2 separate regions of the Homo sapiens genome follow, and region 1 is linked to region 2. The links are chromatin contacts, found by Hi-C or POLR2A ChIA-PET in ENCODE. All regions are on one chromosome and are shown on one strand. The core of a region is the stretch at or near the end of the contact, and the rest is flanking DNA. Distances in the headings are between cores, read along the strand shown. Region 1 holds the start of TLCD1 (TLC domain containing 1). Region 2 holds the start of DHRS7B (dehydrogenase/reductase 7B).

Region 1 (3,876 bases), core at 53-2,552, 7.6 Mb after region 2:
TGCAGACGCTTTCCTGGAAGTTTGGGGGGTGTGGCTATCAGATTGAGGGCTGGAAAATCCCAAATTTCCCCCTGGAATAATAGTTTATAGTGGGTAAGATGCTTTGTTTTGTTAGTTCAACATTACTAGATTTTGATTGCTGCTCACAGCTGGCTGTGGGTGATGTTCAGTCTAAAGAGGCAGTGAAACCATGGGTTGCTGGCCTCAGTGAACAAGTACAGACTGCCAACCTCCAGCATCCTAGCATAAGAAGTAGCACACAGGTCGGGGGTGGGTGGTAAGAAAACACGGCCTTCTCCCAGATTCAGAAAGACGGAGCTGAGACTAGATTACTGACACCAGGCCTATACCACATAGTCTGCTTCTCTCTTACCATGACGTGATGGACAAGGTATTCCCAAGAGGCTCGCGTCTGTCCGCTAGCCACGATGTCCACCGTATCGTGGATGAAATACCCTAGTGGAGGGATGGGGCAAGAGATCATGAACTGAACAAGCAGCTTCCTTCTCCCTGTCCCCAATTTGCCTCCCGCTTCCTGGGCAAGACCTACCCGCAGAGAAGCAAACGAGCAAATAGCCAGAAAGTGACCACGCCGTCTCAATCTCCACTAACATGTCAGGAGTCTGCCATACACTGGAAAGGAGGGAAGAGGAGGCTCTGCATTTCGGCACCCTCAAGGACCATCAACTTCTCGGTTACCCTTCGCAGCCCCGGGGGATCCTGGGCTCGCGCTAGTGGCTGACTGGGAAGCTAAGAGTGGCTGGGCAAAACCCAAGAGCCTCCAGTTTCCCAGGGGCGATCCCCCTCCCCTGGGGCCACTGCGGCTTTTGGTTGGATAGGATACCAAACGGGATCAGGTGAGACTGCGTGGCCTCAGCCCGCCAGTGAGCGATGGGGGTAGTAACACAAGAGCCGGCCCCGGCTCCCCGCTCAGGATCCCCTGGCCACCTCATTTCCACAGTCGCTCACTCACCACAGCAGTGCCCAGATCCCCGACACAATGGAGTGAGCGAAGGAGACGAGCAGGTTGTGCCAGCGCCAGGTGCGCAGGGGGTCGGCGCGCACGTGCACGGGTAGGGGCAGGCGACAGAGCGCGCGCCGGAGCGCCCGGAAGGTCAGCGTGGCGCCCAGGAGCAGCGGCAGGGCGGGGTGCAGCAGTCGGGGCATGCTGGCCCTCCCTGCCGTCCGCCCTCGAGGCCGCCTCCTAGGTCTGTTCTGGGAACCGGGATCCCTCTCGGGCCAGTCCAGGCCGGCCGCCTCTCCCGCCGGCCGCCAGCCCCACACAGTTGGCGAAGCCCTCTAGGCCCCTTGGCTCCTCCTCGCCCTCCCTGCGAGGCCTCTGCCCCCGCCCCCAGCCGCCCGCGCCCCCGCCCCGCCCGCCTGCCCCCGCCCCGTCCGCCTGCCCCCGCCCCTCAGGCGCTGCTGCCGCGCGAGCCGGGTGTCCCCGTGGCCTCTCGGCCACCGGCCGGCTCCCGCGGACTTCGGGTAACTAGGAGCTGTGCTGGGGGCGTCGTCGCCGAGACACCCCTCGCTGGCGCCTCCCGACTGCCGACGGAGTCCCCGCTGCCCTCGCTCGCCTGGCCTCATTAACCCGCGTCCCCACTTTTCCCCGGGCCACCGGCTACCCCGCCCTGGGCGGGTACCGCGAGAGCTCTCTCCGCCCTCTACTTTCTGCGCAGAGCTGGACGGGACCCGACACGCCCACGCCCCCTAAGTCCTGGTCCTGGGGTGGGCTCCGGAGCCCCGCGTCCGACAGTGGTCTCCGTGCAGACCCAGTGCCCCTACCGCACCACTCGCAGTCTTCTGGCCGGAGTCCCGTGTTTACCTGTCCCTCCCGCGCCCGCGAGGTGGGCACTTGGGAACTGCTGAGTAACCCATCGCCACCTCTTCCCGCCGGCTCTTAAACTCCTGGGGCCGGGCGGCTGTCACAGTCCTCCCTCAGACAGTCCCGGCCCTCGGCCCGGCTCCCCGGAGGCTGGGCAAGCAAGACCTCCGATTTGCCGGGACAGCTGGAGTGACCCGCGCTCTCCAAGCCGGTAGCTTGCAGCAGTTGCGGCTCCTAGCCACTAGGTGTCAGCCTGCCCTCACTGTGGCGCGGGCTCCCCCTCCCGCCTCCGAGCGAGGCAGCTGCTTTCGGGGAGAGTTTAGGTATAAACTCTGGGCGAAAGGAGGAGCAGCTGAGAGCCAGCGAGGGAAGTTAAGCGGAGATGAGAGCGGGGAGGGAGAAGAGGGTAGTAATAGAGGAGGGGCGGGAAGAAGCGGGGGAGGGGAAAGGTGCTGCGGGCGGGAGGAAGAAGCCGAGAAAACCTGAGGCGCAAGGACCCAGGGACCAAGCCGTTTGAGTGTTTTCCTCCCCTATGGCTCCAAGGTTACACATTAACCCCTGTGGGACTCTTAAGTCAACCAAAGCCCAGTCGGTTTCTAGGTGAGAACACGGGTGTCCTGGGTGAGCGGCTTTCCCGCCCCTCCCCTTGGCTCACAGAGCTGCTCTGTCCGCCGGCCGACACCGGCCTGAGCCAGCGCCCTTCCAGCAGTCATTCCACGTGGGTGGGTTTGGATACCCTTGCGAGAGCCAGGACAGGGGCAGAAGATAAAACGCCCCTTTCCTCACACCCCTTGCCCACTCTGATACAGGGACGCTAACCTTCAGCTAGTGACCATCCTCCTCCTGAATACTGATGTTTTCTTTCTTTCTTTTTTTTTTTTTGAGATGGAGGCTCACTCTATCGCCCAGGCTGGAGTGCAATGGCACGATCTCGGCTCACTGCAACCTCCGCCTCCCAGATTCAAGCGATTCTCCTGCCTCAGCCTCCCGAGTAGCTGGGATTACAAGCGCGCGCCACCGTGCCCAACTAATTTTTGTATTTTTAGTAGAGACGAGGTTTTACCATGTTGGCCAGGTTGGTCTCAAACTCCTGACCTCAGGTGATCCGCCCGCCTCGGCCTCCCCAAAGTGCTGGAATTACAGGCGTGAGCCACCGCGCCTGGCCGAATACTGAGTTTTTCTAGAGCTCCCGCAGAGCAGGAGCCCGGGAGAACCTGGAATTAACCTCACTTCCGGTAAAGAGCCTAGCTGGTCACACTAACCAGCCCCCTGCCTCTAGGCTTTTGCCTTGAGCTCATTTCGGCGAAACCGCGGTCTTTCCTTCTCCCCTTGATGCTTTCAGGTACTGACCCACTACCGCCCCCATCTTCCCCCATGGGAAGATGAGCACTGAGGGCAGATTACCCTCCTGCAGCGCGTGTGTGAAAGGGGAGTTGAGAGTGCTGACGAGCGCGGCGCTCACTAGTCGGGACGGCCCGAGACCGTGTCATGTCCTCTTCAGGTGAATCAACTTGCACGACTTGGGATTTCCCCCGTCCCTCCCCAGGCAAACACGAAACCAACCCTGCTGCCTTCTCCCAGGAGCGCTGGTCTCGGTCGTTTTGGGTGTGTTTATCGTTTGCGTGCCAAGGAGAACCCGCTTTCTCCTGAAATAGCGTCACTCGTGGGCAAGAAGGGGGTCAATCTTCTCTTCCCACCCCTTCCCGGCCTGTGGGGTTTAACTCTCGGGAACGCGACATCCTTTTAGTCTAGCAAGCTTTACAAGGGCTGGGTATATGTGTGGGAGGGGCGGGTACCGTGCCCGCCATTGCGGGCGCGCCCTATTTTCTTGCCCTATTCTTGGACACTGCGTGGGGCAGGGTCGTGAGGGGAAAAGTGACGGCGTGTCGCAGCGGGAGGTGTGTGGTGCAGGCCCACAAATACGGACGCGTGGCGGAACCCACACCTAGGGCGCTGGCTCCGCCCCGCAAGCCGCTCGCCGTGAAGGGGCGGGGCCCAGAGTGGGTGGGTCCGCGCACGCGCCGCGTGGGGGACGGAAGTGAAACTCTAAG
Region 2 (3,880 bases), core at 607-3,106:
GTAGCAGGCCTGGGAAATGAACCCCAGGAAACTGACTTAGTCATGCAATAAAGACTCAGGTGTTACCAGTGGAGAGTGTCCAGGTTCTTGGCGTTTTGAACAAACAATTGGACAAAACGCACAAACAAAGCAAGGAAAGAATGATGCAACAAAAGCAGAGATTTATTGAAAACAAAAGCACACTCCACAGGTTGGGAGCCTGCCTAGCAGGTGGCTCAAGAGCCCGGTTACAGAATTTTCTGGAGTTTAAATACCCTCTAGAGGGTTCCCGTTGGTTACTTGGTGTACACTCTATGTAAAAGAAGTAGTGGCCTGTGATCAGCCTGATTGGTTGCAAGAGGGGACCAATCAGAGGTACCTTCAATTTTTCATCTGCCAGGCAGAAAAGCGGGGCAGGTTGCAAAGGGACTAGCTTCTGTTCCTTTTGTTACCTGGGCATGGAAAGTTCGGGTTTTCCTTTTGATTTAGTTCTAGGAAGTCAGCGTGAATTGGCCTTAGGTTCCCTGTCTCCAGACCCTATTTTTCTGCCTTACGGTTCATATTGGGTTTGCTACAAGGATATTCAAACTTTGTGAATTGGCAAGCAGGAATCTAGAGTTTCCAGAACAATGGAGAGGGGCCAGAAAGGTATAAAAACTTTTGTGAAAACGTCAAAAATAAATATTTAGTTAAAAATAAAATTTCCCATTTTCAGATTTTGTGAATATCTGTAAGAATTTCCAGGATATATTAATTCGCTAAAGTTAATAAAAGCAAGAAACAGAAGGACGTTTCAGAATGCTATTGTTTGTGTAACAAGGGGGTGCTGAATACATACATAATTGCTTGGTTATGAATAAACTGGCTCTGGAAGGACACACATAGCTAATAGCATCGTTACCTAGGGGGAGGTGAAGTGGGTCCTGGAGAACAGAAAGGGAGATTTTCCACCTTACACACATTTGCCATCTTATGATTTTGAACGATAAGAGTCCCCCCGCCCCTTCCTTCCTCTGCCCTGCCCCTTCCTTCCTCTGCCCTTTACTCTCTCAATATCCTCTTTTCATGCTTTTTTTTTTTTTTTAAATCACTTCGGGTCCTTTAAAAAATTTACTTGCAAGAAGTACGTACATATTCTGAATAAAATTCATTTTCAGATATATGTATTACAAATATCTTGTCTGTTCTATTGTCTTTCCCTTTTCTCAATGGGGTCTTTTCGGTGTCTTATAGTTACAGACACCCAATTTATCAGCTTTTTCCTTTAGGACTGGCACTTTTTGTGTTCTGCTAACACGTTATTTTCCTCTCTTATGGTCATAATATTCTGCGATTTTATTGTCTAGAGTTGTATTGTTCACATTCAGGTCTACCATCCGTCTAGAATTATTTTACTTGAGATAGGAGTCAAGGTTCATTTCCCCCCAATCGACCTTCAATTGACCTAGCACTATATATTGAAAAAACTCTTCTTATTGCATTACAGTGGCTACTTGTAGGAGGAAAAAGTGACTACATAGCTGCAGGTCTGTTTCTGGTCTCTCTCTTTTTCATTCATTGTTTTTACCTTTGTGCCAGTTATCACACTGTTCTGATTACTGTGGCATTATAATCATCTTGATAACTGTATCGTGAATTCTCCAACTGTGTTCTTCGCCGGAAGTCCACGGAACACCAACCACGACCTTCGGAATTTCCCTCCGGAAGATGAAGGCACTGTAGTTATGCGGGTGGACCCTATCAGATCTCGGGTCCATCGGGTCCTGTGTACACCTTGAGGGACGCCCACCCAACGCGCATGCGCAGCCTCAATGCTGGGATTGGACGGAGCCTCGCCGGCTGCGTACACGTCACTTCCGAGGCGGGAGGATGAAGTTGATTGACTATGGTCTCTCCGGCTACCAGGTAGGGGCTGGGGAAGAAGGAACCTCCGAGATGAGGCGATAGGGTCTGGCCTTGAGCTGAGGCGACGCCCCGGCTTGGGTGAGGGGAAGCGGTGTAGTGGTCGAGCTAAGGCCGCGGGCCCTGGGCGGCTTCCGGATCCCCGCGACGCCGAACTCTGAAGGAAGACTCAGCCCAGGCGCTGGGACCAGAGCCCTGGCTCCGGCGAGTGCGTGGCGGGGAAACCCGCCTGTCGCCGAGGTGTCTTGAGTCCAGTTTCCGCTGCTGGGAATGGGTGTCGCGCCGGGCGCTGTGTGTGAAAGGCCTCGCGCCCACAGGGCTCCTGGCTTCAACCTGTTTATTCCCACATTTCTGCGCGACGTAGGGGAGGCTCCGCAGCGTCTGCGAGTGGCAGGACCGAGGGTTGAGCGCTGGGGGCCAGTGGCACCTTAGCCAGTGACGGCGAGTTAGGACTAGCAAAGGAAGTCCGGTTTTTCAGAAGGCAGGAGGAGGGTGCTGACTCGAGCGTCCACGGGAATGGCTGGTTGAGATATCTTGCTCTTCCAATACTTACTCTGCGGCTTCCTGGCTGTGCGGCTTTGGGCAAATGTTTTAAACTCTGAGTGTTTCTTCAGCTGTAACTTTGGGAGTAACAAGCCCACTCATAAGGTTGTTGTGAAGCGTAAATGAGACTGCGCGTGCAAGGTGCTCAGCTGGTGTCTGGCACATAGTAGGTATTCAACAAATGGTAGCCACATAATGCTCTTTTTTTCAGTTTCCAAACCTTCCATGTAGTGATTGGAGAATCGTGAAGTTACTTTTGAAGTAACGTTTGGGTTTCACACACTCATACATTTAGTAAGCAGAATTCTTGCTTACACTGTTGCCGATTGCAACGGTGTGTTTGCATAATGGAAGCTATGTTTGTGCCTTTGCCAAGGGTGTGGAATATGCCTTCCCTACCATGTACATGTCCCCTTTTCTCCATTCCTTAATAATAGTTGATATTTTTTGAGTGTTTGCTATGTTACAGGCACTGTACTAATCCCTTTACTGAATTATTCAATCCTGTAATAACCCTAATCATAGGAACTATAATTTTTATTTATGGAGGGAGAAATGGGCTTAGAGATGTTAAGAAGTTTATCCAAAGGCATAGAGCTATTAGCCAGGCAAGGTAGCACACGCCTGTAGTCCCAGCTATTTGTTGGGGCTGAGGCAAGTGGATTGCTTGAACCTGGGAGACAGGCTGCAGTGAGCCGAGATCACGCCATTGCATTCAAGTCTGGGTGACAAAGTGAGACCCTGTCTTGGCTGGGCGCAGTGGCTCACACATGTAATCCCAGCACTTTAGGAGGCTGAGGCGGGCGGATCACCTGAGGTCAGGAGTTCGAGACCAGCCTGGCCAACGTGGTGAAACCCCGTCTCTACTAAAAAATACAAAAATTGGCTGGGCGCGGTGGCTCACGCCTGTATTTCCAGCACTTTGGGAGGCCAAGGCGGGCGGATCACGAGGTCAGGACCTCGAGACCATCCTGGCTAACACGGTGAAACCCCGTCTCTACTAAAAAAATTCAAAAAAATTGGCTGGGCTTGGTGGCGGGCGTCTGTAGTCCCAGCTACTAGGGAGGCTGAGGCAGGAGAATGGCGTGCTCCGGATGGCGGAGCTTGCAGTGAGCCGAGATCCCGCCGCTGCACTCCAGCCTGGGCGACATAGTGAGACTCTGTCTCAAAACAAACAAACAAACAAAAATTAGCCGGGCGTGGTGGTGGGCGCCTGTAATCCCAGCTACTCGGGAGGCTTTGGCAGGAGAATCGCTTGAACCTGGGAGGCAGAGGTTGCAGTGAGCCGAGATGCCGCCACTGCATTCCAGCCTGGGCGACAAGAGCGAGGAGACTCCGTCTTAAAAAAAAAAAAAAAAAAAAAGTGACACCCTGTCTCAAACAACAACAACAACAACAACAAACAACAACAAAGGCATAGAGCTAGTAAAGGCCGATCCAATGCCATGTCACTCCA

What was found. A loop is a pair of places that touch in the nucleus more often than their neighbours do. ChIA-PET counts read pairs that join two places held with the same protein, here RNA polymerase II (POLR2A). Pooled maps may share reads with other maps.
Region 1: a pooled map shows a loop between it and region 2 (2.8-fold over the local background). The contact joins the promoter of TLCD1 here to the promoter of DHRS7B in region 2. A Hi-C loop is called at or near these places in 1 of 50 pooled maps. POLR2A ChIA-PET finds 5 or more read pairs at or near these places in 2 of 52 experiments (activated T-cell and activated naive CD4-positive, alpha-beta T cell).

Annotation. Positions count from the first base shown.
Region 1 is chr17:28,724,931-28,728,806 of GRCh38, forward strand. It overlaps TLCD1 (TLC domain containing 1), which reads right to left and starts at 1,303. Exons shown (of 4, transcript NM_138463.4): 1 at 974-1,303; 2 at 551-633; 3 at 374-456. The coding sequence starts at 1,167. It overlaps NEK8 (NIMA related kinase 8), which reads left to right and starts at 3,858. Exons shown (of 15, transcript NM_178170.3): 1 at 3,858-3,876. RefSeq lists enhancers at 115-838, 202-501, 622-671, 839-1,562, 1,563-2,286 and 3 more and a silencer at 1,082-1,611.
Region 2 is chr17:21,125,108-21,128,987 of GRCh38, forward strand. It overlaps DHRS7B (dehydrogenase/reductase 7B), which reads left to right and starts at 1,857. Exons shown (of 7, transcript NM_015510.5): 1 at 1,857-1,884. The coding sequence starts at 1,865. RefSeq lists an enhancer at 1,519-2,178.